2 separate regions of the Homo sapiens genome follow, and region 2 is linked to region 1. Evidence: chromatin contacts called from ENCODE Hi-C data. All regions are on one chromosome and are shown on one strand. Each heading gives the region's core, a stretch centred on a gene start or an enhancer-like site at or near the end of the contact. The rest is flanking DNA. Distances are from core to core; before and after follow the strand shown.

Region 1 (6,510 bases), core at 1,903-4,402:
GGCTATAGAAAATTTTTAAAATAGCAAAACTAAGTTGGCCTGCTTTTTATTATCAACATATGATAGCAATTCTATACAAATGACATTGATAAAATACTCTTCCCACCAAGCAAACCACTCCTGCCCCACTCCCTTTGATGTGCCATTGTAATACATATTTGTTGAGTGAGTTCACCATTTGGAAGAGGCATCTTTAATAGCCCTATCAGCCTATTGGATTGATGTCAGGATCCTTTGGATGATCTTGGCAGTGTGCAAGTGGAAAGGATGTGAACCGAGGAACATTACCTGCATCCAAGCCAGGACTTTGCATAGCCAGCTCAGCCCTTAGGTGTTGTCACTGACTTGCTCACAGGCATTGTCACCATTCCTCACAGGCACCTCTTGCTGGCCTCTTTCTTCTGTGGCTGTGGAAGCTCAGGCTGAAAGAGCTTCTGGTCTGAGTCATAAGCCCTAGGAGCTGCTCCTGCCCAGAATTCTAGACCAAGACCAGGACAGACCTGTGGCTAGCCACTTGTCTACCCTTCTCTGTTTCTCCTTCTCTATCGTTGTCCTTAGCTCCACCATGAGTGCTTTCATTTATTTGATTCTAGAGGAACACCTAAAATGGGGACAGGGAGCTGGGGCTTGGGGTGAGGATGGTGATTAGAGGGCACACCTTACCTCTAGCCTGGGATGGATTAATTATAGAACGCAAAGAGCAAAGACATGGTGGTGGGCCCAAGCCAGCTGCAGTACACATTTCAAAGGAATAGAGGAAGGGGCATAAGAAGCACTGGCCATGTCACCAAGAGCAGGGAGGTGAGTGGTAAAGCCTGATCTGGTTGATGACAGCTTGGCCTCAGGCCTGGACAGACTGCCAGCTTGCGGGCTGCTGTGAGGGTCAGCAGCAGCAACTGACCCTCTGTACATGGACTCTGAAATGCTTTAGGGAGACTGTTCTCGAGGTGGCAGTGACACCTGGTGGTCACTCATGGCCAAAGCCTCCAGGCTCTATACCTGCAGAGTCTCTTCCCTGTACCACTGCCTTCCCACCACCCCTCCTACACATTCACTGACTTTAGGGGTCTCTTGTCTAGGATCTGAGCTGGGCCTTGCATCCTAGGGCTCTGATGAGGTGTGGGCTGCTCCTCAGACTCCCAGGAAACAGGGAGAGAACTTCAGGGGGACAGAGCTTTCAGGCCATGCCAGTAAAGATGGCATCTGGTCCTCTCCTTCATGTGGCTAATGTTTTTTTCATTTCTCATTATACTGGTTCCACTCTTTTTATTTTCCTGTAAAATTCTCCAGAGCCAGAAGGCTGAATTGCTCATGCAGGAATTTCAGACACTGACGGGCTGAGGTGGGAACTGGTCTCTCTTCAGTGCCCCTCATTTATGCCACAGAGCTGGCTTCCCGTTTGGCTGGTGGGTTAGACCCATGGGGAATGATTCTAAGACTTATTCTTTGGAAGCATTCATATACATTTGGTGTCCAGAATGAAAATGAACCTCTTCTCCTACCCTGAGCTGATCAGAGCACATCTGAAATGTTTCCAGTCTGAGGGTCACAGTATAACAAGGACAAACTCTAACTCCGATCAGAATGTGCTCAGAGGAGAGAAACCAGGAGGTTGAGGCATTTGGCAAATCTATGTTATGAGTAAAAGTTAAAGGAATTGCAGTTGAATAGCAGACATCTCAATGAGTGCATTAATTAATATCTTTAGCTCTCTGATGCCGCCATGGAGTAGAACTGATTCCAAAAGGCAAATCTGTTAGCAGACAGGTTTTGACCCAGTGTAGGGAGTAAACTCTCTAACACTCAGAAACGGCATGCGGCTGCCACATTGTTGCTGATGTTCAAGCAGGAGCAGGATGAGCAGCTTGTAAGGCACATGGTGAAAGGGGAGGGCTGGGGACTGGGGCTGTTGGAGCAGGTAACTTATAAAATCTCCTTCCAAGCCTGACATGCTGAGATCCAGACTGTGTGCAGCCATGGGACCTGGAAAAGGCTGTGATGAGAATTCAGAATTGAAGGACTGAGGCTGAATAACCTCTGGTGTCTGGTGGGACATTCTACCAGTCCTTTTTTGTACTGGTTCTCTGGTATGAAGAGAAACAGAACACATTTCCAGCTAGGTTTTTCCAGCCACAAAGGCTCTGAAACAAGCTTGTCTAACCTGCAGCCCAGGATGGCTTTGAATGCGTCCCAACACAAATTCATAAACTTCCTTAAAACATTATGAGATATTTTGCAATTTTTTTAGCTTATCAGCCATTGTTAGTGTTAGTGTATGTGTGGCCCAAGACAGTTCTTCTCCCAGTGTGGCCCATGAAAGCCAAAAGATTAGCCACCCGTGTTCTAAAATATGAGGTCTCCTGAGTGCAAGAAGACCAAGCCTAAGAAGGGGTTTCTTCACTCTGAGAAGTGGAGTCTAAAGGGCTGTCCAGTTAGGGAGGGGTCTCTGATCCCCGGCATGGGACTAACAGGGCTTCACTTGAGCTCAGAAGAGGTAAATTTAGGACAAATGAAAGGCCTTCCTGCTTCCCACAGCAGGAATGGCTTTAGCAAATTTCTTCCCCAGTGAGTATAAGCTGAGAATGTGAGGAGATTTGGGGCAGGTTCAGATAAAGCCACTAGTGACTAGATCCCTTAACAGACTATTAAGAGAAACTAACTATTCTGGGACTGTCTTAACTTTTCAGGGACATCTTTAATCATTTGAAGCTGACATTCTGACCTTGAGTGACCTGCCCCTCAGTGCCCCCAGAAGACTCAGGGACTGCCCCCATGGGATATTTCTTGGGTTCTAGGTTATGGGAGGGCCCCACTCCAGGAGATGAGCTCTGCAAGCAGAGAAGCAACTCCCCCCAGGAGGGAAGGAGAAGCGGCTCATCCCTGGGCACCTTTTAGAACCTTTTGGAGGAAGGAAGGTGGGCGCTGGTGACTGCAGGGGCAAGCCCAGAAAGATCCCAAGGTGCCTCAAAACATGCGGTCCCCTTTGCACCGACTAAACCTACAACCTCCTGACCACATTCTTTCCCGCTGCCTCATTCTCCCTGGGGTCCTAGACCAGGGAGCGGGGCCTGGGGGAGCTGATCAGAATAGTTCTGTGGCGTGTCCGGCAAGGAGCTTGGCCTGGCCTCTTTCCTGGGGCCAGACCCTGGGACCCTTTCCCAATTTCCTGTCTCAGATATGCTGAGCAAGCACAGGCCTTCCTCCTTGGTTGGGGCAGCTGGTCTCAGGCCAACAGCTCACAAGTGTTGAGTCACTCAATGTCTTTCCTTCCTCAGCTTTCCATCCTGCTGGGACTTCAGGAGCTCCTTTCTCCAGCTTGTCTGCCGAAAGCCACAGGATGGCATTTTAAAGTTACCTTTGACAAAAACCCACAAACCCTCATCCATGGGCTTGGTTTCTGTCACAGGCCAGTGATTTCCTTTCCAATCATCTCAAGAGCTAATATTTACCATTTCTGCAAGGACCTTGCTGGAACTAAGCAATATACAGAAGGCATGGTATAACCCAGACCAGAATTCCCTGCACATGAAACTGCTATGCATCAGGTGACAGGAAACCACACAACAATATCTTCTCCACTGATGCACGAAATTCTAACATTAGACCTCCCTTCCTTTGGATTGATATTTATTTTTTAAATAGTAGTAGGATGCTCACTTACATTGCCTAACACTTTACAGTTTACAAAGCACACTCTTTAGTTTAAGCCTAACAATCCTTATTTAAGATGTCTTGGGCTGGCAAATGTATCTTTGTTTCACATATCAGCAAAGAGAAGGCAACTGCCTTGCCCAAGGTCACACAGCTGCTAAGCAGGAGAGCTGGATCTTCTGGGCCCCAATTCAGGGAGTTCTCCACAATACTGTGCACCATGCCCTTTTGGTGCTCCCACATCAGCAGAGGCGAAGGTAAGAATGGAATGAGCTGGGCATTTGTGACTCTATATCTCTACGTAAGGAAAATCCTTGCATTCCTCCCTTAACAAGTGGTGGACCTACCAACCTGGAGGAGTCTTGAGCTTCACCAGCTCTCTCCTTCCTCCCTGGCTTCTCTGATCACTAAGCCCAGTAGATTCAGCGTAGCAGGATACCAGCCCAATTAGCTTTGATGGAAGCGGCACACTCTCCTTGCCAAGCTCCTGAAAGCCTATACCTGCAAGACATCTCTGCACAGGTCCAATAACCCTAGGGGTCTTGCTGAGTTTAAGACTCTGTAGCTGGTCCAGGCTGGTCTGGAACTCTGTAGCTAAGAAGGGATTGTCTCAGTTCTCACACACCGGAAGAACTGAAAGAAAAAAAAAAAAAAAAAAAAAAAGCATAAACGAATTCATGGAAGCCTAGAGCCAGAAGGGCCTGTAGAAGTCATGTGCCTGCAGCTACATGAGCCCCCCTAACCAAAGTTTGTCCAAGCACTGCTGAAATACCTCTCATGCCAGGAAGCTCACTACTACCCAAGCCAGCCCTTGACACTATTCAGATTTATATTTGACTAATTTCAATCTTCTACTAAGCCCTAGGTGCTTCCATGGTTACCTCATTTATACCATTTGGGAAACTGTGACTCAGGATAAGTAACTTGCCCAAAGTCACATGTGTAAAGTTGTCATTTCGAGACTTCTAACCATCCTATTTGCTCCATGTACCCATGTTTTTCTGCTAGCATCACCCTTAAGAGGTGGCCAGAACTGGTTGCAGTGCTCTCTCATGAGGCTTGATCAGCCAAAAGAACAGTGGTCCTATCACTTCCCCTTGTCAAGACATAGACATACCTCCAGCTGCATCCAATTTTTGGCAGCATCATTACAGACTGACACCCTTTGAGCCTGTCGTCACTCTGTAAACCCAAAGTTGGTTGGGGTTTATTATTTATTTATATATTTTTTTGAGACGGGGTCTCACTCTGTTGCCTAGGCTGGAATGCAGTGGCGTGATCCTGGCTCACTGCAGCATCCACCTCCCAGGCTCAAGCTATCCTCTTGCCACAGCCCTCTGGGTAGCTGGGACTATAAGCACATGCCACCATGCCCACCTAATTTTTGTATTTTTTGTAGAGACAGCGTTTCATCATGTTATCCAGGCTGGTCTCAAACTCCTGGGCTCAAGTGATCCACGCACCTCGGCCTCCCACAGTGTTGGGATTACAGGCGTGAGCCGCACCCAGCTGGGTTTTTTTTTTTTTATGCTACTATAAGGTCATTTATTCCCCTTCCGTTTTGTGTACAGCTAGGCACAAGCACTGCACTTCACATTCTTACCTGTTTGAATCAATCCAACTTCCTGAGGAAAGCTCTGCCTCTCAGTCTGGCCATGAGTTCCTGCTGTGGGCTGGCTCCAGGCCAGCCTTTGGCAGTGACGCCAGAGTGGCCAGACTTCTGTGGAATTCGGCATCCCAGGATGCTCTGGGTGACTGGAAACAGATCCCATGGTAGCCAAGCCCCACAGGGAATAGGCCCGGAGCCCCTAGTAGACAGCAGGCTTGTAGGTGGAGCCAGGGTGTCTCAGCCTGGCAAGGGACAGTCCTTGGGAATTCTCCTCCCCGCCTCCCGTAGCCCCTGAGAAGTCTTCCATACACAATCTCAGTGGAGCCGGGGCCAAGAGAAGCTTCCTAGGCGCCATCAAGGGTGGCCAAAGCATATTCCCAGGCTGCAGCCCAAAGGACTGCCTCCGGGAGCTCTTCCTCTCAAGCCTGGAAAAGGGCACTTCTGGGCTTAGTTCATCCGTGGGTGTCTTACATGTATATTCCTATGGCTGAGGAAAGACAAGGCCAGCCTACATGGTGTGATCACCCCTGTGAGCTCATCCTGTGTCTGGAGTTCTACCATTAAAGCTTAATCTATGGGATTTAAAACGTTTTCTTGGAATCATAGTTTCACTGGATTGGAAGGAACCTTAGCATTCATCCAGTCAATCTCATGTTTAAAAAAGGAATATTATCTATGATGTCTTTGTCAGGTCATTCACTACCCACTATGTGAACACATACGTCTACCTCCCAAAACAGCCTATCTCACTATTTTTACAAAAGAAAGTTCTACTTGTAGGTGAAAGTCTGCCCAGAGCTTTTGTGCCCACTGGCCCTGGTTCTGCTCTTATGCCACATAGTCTTCTGTAACCCTCTCTGGGAATACCAATTCTCTGGGAGGAGAACATCGTAAGCTGCTCTTGGCCAACATTTGAGATGATGCATTGGGACCCTTCAGTGGTACTGGGCATGAGGCCCTGGGGGAGAGACCAGCGAGAGCCAGTCCGGTAGCTTCACAAACTGGGACTTTTTCTGTCCTTCACCTAAGTATCTGTCTCTGACCATGAGAGGCTGTGGTGTTGAAGGCATGGGCCAGACTAGAGAATGAACAGTAGAGGATCAGGCCTGGACTGAGCAGCTGTTTATGACATAAAGGAGGGAGAAGGCTAGAAAGGGCAAGCCCAGCCATGCTGAAGCAACCAGGAGTGCTGATGATACCTCATACGGTACTGTGAGGTACAGGGAGATAGTGCACAATAGTGCATCCAT
Region 2 (6,510 bases), core at 123-2,622, 330 kb before region 1:
GGCGAGGCAGGTATGGAATAAACATGTTTTTTAAAAATGTGTAATTATGTTAAGGTAAATTCGGGAAAAATAACTAGCCTATAATAACCTATAATTTCTCATATGCTGCCAATTTAAAGAAAAATATTAAATAGTAGTGTAAGTGGGAAACAGAGGAAATCCAAGCAACAGCATAGATGGCCTCACCAGGAAGTGAACAGGCAGGATGTTAATCAGAAGACAGACTACAGTCAGGTATCCAGACGCAGGGGGCCCCATTAAAACCTGCACACTGAATTCTGCAAATTACAAGGAAAACTGTACCCTTACTGAGGCTGTGCTGAGCCAACTCTGAAAAGTAACAATGCCTAGTCTCAAACAGACCGTTGTTAAAAGTGCTGAGCGAGGGTAAATACACTGGTCACGCACTAACTTTTGATGTTAGTTACTTTCACTGCACCTGCCCTGGCCCTACAACCAGTCCGCCAACTTCCTGAAGTCAGAAGATCATTTTGCATTTTCTCCTACATTTATAGAGGTGACTCTCAACAAACTTGGCTGCGCATTAGAATCACCTGGGACGTTTCTTAAATTCCTGAAGCCCAGGCCTCATCCCAAACCAATTAAATCAGAATCTCCATCGGCGGAAGCCGAGCATTAGGATTTTCTTAAAAGCTCCCCAGAAAATTCCGATGTCCAGCCGACTAAAACACTGAAAGAACCTGATAACGATTTCTTTTCCTTTCTTCCATTTGCCCCTGCAGCAGTTTTTCCTTCTGCCTAACTGCTTCTCCTGCTCTAGACCCACGTGGATTCCTAAGTATCCTTCAACACCGTCGCTTCAACTCGCGCTGTCGTTATACTAGGAAGGCAGGCCTATGGTTCACTCTGCTAGTGGACACGTGGAGTGTGCAGAGCGGACAGGCAGCTCTCCGACTCTGAAGGAATCGAGGGCAAAACGGGACTCGTGAGAACAGACAGTTCCCCGTCGTGGGGCTGCCCGGGCTCACCTTCTGGTCTGAACTCGGCCCTGCCTGGCGGTACACCCCGGAGCCGTAGACGAAAGCCAGACTCAGCTCCTCGGGGAAGTGAGACAGGATCTTGCGGAAGGTCACCCACGAGCTCTGCAGCGTCTGCAGCGCCATGGGGTCGAGGCTAACAGGGGACACTCAGCGCAGCAGGGCGAGGACAACCGGGCGGGGAACAGACACCGGGTAGGCGGTTTAGGGTGGGAAATGGAAGTCGGAGACTGGATCGAGGGACACAAGGCTGAGTGTGGGGTGGGACTGCAAGCACACGCAAGGATTGGGGCGTTGGGCCACGAAGAGCAGCGGCGAGAAGACGCAGCCCAGATAGGCTCGGGTGGGCGGCGGTCGCACAGGCAGAGCTTCCGTCCCTTGCTACGCCCCACGCACGCACAGGCGCTTCCAAGACGCAAGAGGCGGTGCTCGCCTTAGTGTGGGGAACGCGAGGCTTTGCATTGTCCCCTCGTGGTCGGAGGAGTGCCCTACAGGCTGGCGGCTAGGTTGCGACTTGGACAAATCGGCGGAGGCGAGCGTCACCCGACTCCGCGGGCCCTGAGCCTTGATAGCCTCTGTACTTCTCTCTTCAAACTACGGTTTAAAGAATGACTATAAAATCGGGAGCGTATTGAAGGTTTTTAAGTGAGGCGACACTCACATAATATGGAACTAGCCGTTCTGAAATGGACAGTGTAGTAGCATGTAGTGCCTTCACAATATTGTGCCCCCATCATCGCTCTAGTTCCAAAATTGCAGATTTCGAAGATTTGGAAAAACACAAAATTAAAATGATGCCCAATCCCGCCATGTAGAGAATACCACCGTCAAGATTTGACGGAGACTTCTTCACGCTAAAGCCCTTTTCAAATACAAGGGTGGATATGGGAGTGCACAGACGTTCTCTGATACTTGCATTTAATTTCAAGGGTGGATCACAGTTTTTGCCCCCTTGCCTTGTGGAATGGTCTCACAAAGGGTGCTTCAAATGCAGTTTCTGGAGGAAACAGGACCCTAGGAGTAGAAAAATCTTACAGCTCTCCTCTTTGTATAACTGGAGAAACTTGCTGAAGATTACCATTCAGGAGGTGGTTTGACTTCCAGGACAGAAACTTTTTCAACTACCCTCTCCTTCCTCCCCAAAATACACTACCTCTCAAAAATAATAGAAATAGTAATAGCTAACATTCAGGTAATGTTGACACATTTTCACATGCACTTCTCACTGAGCACCCTCTAGTGCCCTGTGGCAGGAGGGCCTTGGTTTTACTGATGGCCAAGCTAAGGCTTAGAGAGGTAAAGCCAGGTGATAGGATCACATCAGCCTGTGGCAAAACTAGAGCTAAACCCAGGTCTGGCTCCAACTCTGGGATTTTTTCGGAAATTCTGCTCTGTCCTTGAAGGGTTTTGAGCAAGGACTTATGTAATTCACATGTTAGCCTGAATTGTGGGGGACTGATTAGACAGTTGTTATCATAGTTCCCCCATGAACTGGAAACGGCTAGGCCAAGGTCTTAGGAGCAGGGATGGGATTAAATCAATTGGAAAAATGATTACTTGCACTCACACTCTGGGCCTGCACTGAGATGAAGAGATCTGAGCTGCCTGCTGCCCTGCAGGAGCTAGGGGTCTGTAGAGGAGAGGAGACAGAACTGCAAATCAGAGTAGAATTTGGGTAATGCAGCCAGGTACCCAGCACAGTGCCGGAATGTAATGTCCCTCCAATGGGAACGTCAGTCAGTTCTGGGTGTTGGGGAAAGGGACCAGAAGAGGTTTCACAATGATGGCATTTTGAGCCAGGCCTGGAAGCTGGGTAGGAGTTTATCAGGTAGAAGATAGATGGGAAAATTCAACCAAGAAAGAATTGAAAGGACTCGGTGACAATAATACTAATAATAGGTGTCATTATTAAGCACTTAGTATGCCCAGGCACTTTTTAGACTTCTTTGGGGCTTTTCTGTTTTTGTTTTTTTTTTGAGACCGAGTCTTGCTCTGTTGCCCAGGCTGGAGTGCAGTGGCACGATCTCAGCTCACTGTGACCTCTGCCTCCTGGGTTCAAGCAAGCATGCCTGGCTAATTGTTGTATTTTTAGTAGAGATGGGGTTTCACTGTGTTGGCCAGGCTGGTCTCGAAATCCTGACCTCTAGTGATTTGCCCACCTCAGCCTCCCAAAGTGCTGGAATTACAGGCGTGAGCCACTGCACCCAGGCTTTTTATACTTGTTTCTTTTCATCACTCCAGAGATCCTATGAGGCAGGTTCTCTAAGATGATGATATTTTTCATACGAGGAAACAGAGGTCCTAAGAGGAGCAGTAAATGTTCCAAAGTCACACAGGAAAGTGGTGAAGTCGGGGTTTGAACCTAGGGCTACCTACCTCTAAAGGCCAAGGTCTTTACCACCATGTTTAAGTGTCCTCTACAGCGGCTTGCAGGGTGAGAGAAGGAAATGGGAAGAAAGCAGGCACTCAGGCATCAGCCAAGAGTCAGGAGCAGCAGCAGTAGCCGCAGCAACAAGCAGGAGACCAGGGCAAGGGAGCGGAGAGAGGCCGTTTGTCTGCGGCCCCTGGTGTGGGCATGGTCACTTCCGTTCATTTTTACTACATATCGCCCTTGCCCAGGGTGCCGGAATCAGAGTGCACTCACCGTGGAATTACACTGAAGCCTCTCACCCAAAGACAGTGAATAAATCTCATTACCAGCCGGTTCCTTTTTTATTTCCTTCCTTCCCTTGGGGAAATAATTCAACGTCATTGGATTTTTCCTGTTTGCAAAAGTAATCCATGTTCATAAAAATGTAAACATTATGAAATACATACATCATGCCCCAGAAATAGCCACGGTAATCTTTGGCACATATTCCTTCCAATATTTTTCTATGAATATATTAACATTAAAAACAATTTTAAGTGGATTCCTAGGATAGATACTATTTTGCAATTTGCTTTTTTTGCACTTAGCGTATCAGGGACAATGTTCTGTGTCAGAATATATAGATTTCCCTCATTCCATGTATTAGTAGCAAATTATTCTAAGATATGGATATGCCATAATTTTGTTTAAAATTTTTTGTTTAAAAGAAAGTGTTTAAACATTTTCTTTCTCTTTCTTTCTTTCTTCTTTTCTTTTGTTTCTTTCTTTTTTTTTTTTTTTTTTTGAGAGCGAGTCTTGCTCTGTCACCCAGGCTGGAGTGCAGTGGCACAATCTAGGCTCCCTGCAACCTCCACCATCCGGGTTGAAGTGATTCTCCTGCCTCAGCCTCCTGAGTAGCTGGGATTACAGGTGCCCGCCACCACATCTGGCTAAGTTTTGTATTTTTCGTAGAGACAGGGGTTTCACTATGTTGGCCAGGCTGGTCTCGAACTCCTGACCTCAAGTGATCCACCCGCCTCGGCCTCCCAAAGTGCTGGGGTTACAGGCATCCTGGCCTGTTTAAACATTTTATTGTTGATGGATGTAGGTTATTTCTAGTTTTCACACCTGCAAACAATGCTATCATGAGCATCCTTGTACATTTTATGTGCATGAACAAGTATTGCTATAAGACAGATTCCTAGAAGGGGAATTGCTGGGTCAGAGTGTCAGCACGCTGCTAAATTCCCCTCCAAAAGATGGTGCCAATTCACACACCCACCAGCAGAGTTCAGCCCTTGATAGAAATAAAGATGCTGCAATGTTTCTCCATTTGTCTCCCTTACAGGCGTTCACACCCAATTATCAGCAATTTTCATGTTCACAAACACTTTTCTTCCTGCAATGCAAAACCACCAGCTGGAAGGTTCCATCACATTCCTGTGTGCATTTTGCCTTTCCCCAGAAAGAGGCAGAAGCAACGTAGCCACGAACACATTTGTATTCTTCAGCAGAAATCTCCCTGCTCCTGGCCCTTCATCCACCCACTCTCTTTTAAATTACCATGGCTTGTGAAATTAGAGGCTATTAGGAAGACCCAGTGTTCTATATAATCGCTTTAGGGTTCTGTTGGAAAGCTTATACCAATGAAATAAACATGTTAGAGAGCCACTTACAAATATAGATAAATGCCTGGTGACTCGAGTGAATATTGGGCCTCATTCTTCTGATTTATCTAGCAGTTGTCTTTGTATTCCTTAATAATGACCTTGTCAGGCTTTCACTAGGAGAAGGTTCATCGAATCCATGTAATCCATTTTTTTTAAAGCCCTGTAAAAAAACATCTATGGCTTTAATGCTTTTTTTTTTTTTTTCTAATCAGTGTTTAAGTACAGGAGAGAAAAATGTTTGGGGAAGAATAAAAATCCAGGCTCAGTGGTTCTTACAATTAGCCACATGTTCAATTGGTCTGCTGATGGAGGGGAAGGAGAGGGGTCTTGATCTCCATCTTGTCAGAGGTGGGTCACCCTGTCCCATTTGTCCATTCTCGGCTGATTGATGGTTAGAACTGGGACAGACTGGGAGCATTTTTTCGTTTTTTCTTTTCTTTTCTTTCTTTTCTTTTCTTTTTTTCTTTTCTTTTCTTTTTTTTTTTTTTTTTTTTTTGAGACAGGGTTTCACTCTGTCACCCAGGCTGGAGTGCAGTGGCACGATCTCGGCTCACTGTAACCTCTGCCTCCCAGGCTCGAGTGATCCTCCCACCTCAGCCTCCTGAGTAGCTGGGATTACAGGCATGTACTACCACACCAGGCTAATTTTTGTATTTTTGTAGAGAATGGGGTTTCACCATGTTGTCCAGGCTGGTCTTGAACCCTTGAGCTCGAACAATCCACCCACCTAGGCCTCCCAAAGTGCTGGAATTACAGGCGTGAGCCACTATGCCCAGCCAACTGAGAGCATCTTAATACATCTTTAGTGTCTGATCAGGGGCTTGAAGGTACCACCTGGGTTGGAATCCAGGCCCCAGGATTTAATAGCTGTGTGACCTTGGACAAGAAGACTTAGCCTCTCTGTGCTTTCCTTTCCTCATCTGCAGCCTGGGGAGAGTAATGACACCTCACTCACAGGGTTGTTGTGACAGCAAATGAAACAGTATCTAGAAAGTACATAGAATAGTGCCTGGAGTAAGCTTTCAATAAACGGAGGACATCCTCCTGAATTCTTAAGAGACAATGTACAAAAGGAATTAAGAAGCATAATTATACCTACATCTTTATGGCGTTTAGCATTTTACACAAAGCACTTTGCAGACATGATTTTATTTAGCTCTTAAAACAAATCCTGGGAAATTAGTAGCTACTATTTCAGTTTTACAGATGGATAAACTGAAGCTTAGAAAAAAGAATTGATGTGCCTGAAGTCACAGGGCTAATGGCAGCTGCTAATACAGCCTCCAAGTCCAATCCCTTTCCTCTTGCACGAGAAAAATAACACGGGGTGTTCATTTCACCAAGGGACCCATTCATTCATTGATTCATTCTCCCATTGAAACCTTCCTCATCCTTTAGTCCCAGCTCAGCTATCAAAGTGTTCTGTTCTCTGTGCCTTCCTAACCCTTTGCTTTTAGCTCTCTAGCTCTTGTCTTAAATATCAGATATGTCC

Evidence for each region. A loop is a pair of places that touch in the nucleus more often than their neighbours do. Pooled maps may share reads with other maps.
Region 2: a loop to region 1 is called in a map of endothelial cell of umbilical vein, with 8 times the contacts of the local background. The contact joins the promoter of TAMM41 here to the enhancer-like site in region 1. A Hi-C loop is called at or near these places in 3 of 168 maps with a recorded cell type or tissue (IMR-90, K562 and endothelial cell of umbilical vein), 5 of 37 single-sample maps with no recorded cell type and 17 of 50 pooled maps.

Annotation. Positions count from the first base shown.
Region 1 is chr3:12,175,084-12,181,593 of GRCh38, forward strand. The region is part of intron 10 of SYN2 (synapsin II); the gene reads left to right. Among named protein-coding and RNA genes, the nearest start is that of TIMP4, 19 kb to the left of the region's middle. RefSeq lists a silencer at 935-1,014 and an enhancer at 3,068-4,267. Within about 2 kb of position 3,153, at least 12 of the 41 ENCODE cell types and tissues checked have a DNase peak (open chromatin) inside an H3K27ac peak, as active enhancers do; they include endothelial cell of umbilical vein, where a contact is called at or near this core.
Region 2 is chr3:11,845,513-11,852,022 of GRCh38, forward strand. TAMM41 (TAM41 mitochondrial translocator assembly and maintenance homolog) reads right to left here and starts at 1,373. Exons shown (of 8, transcript NM_001284401.2): 1 at 990-1,373. The coding sequence starts at 1,124.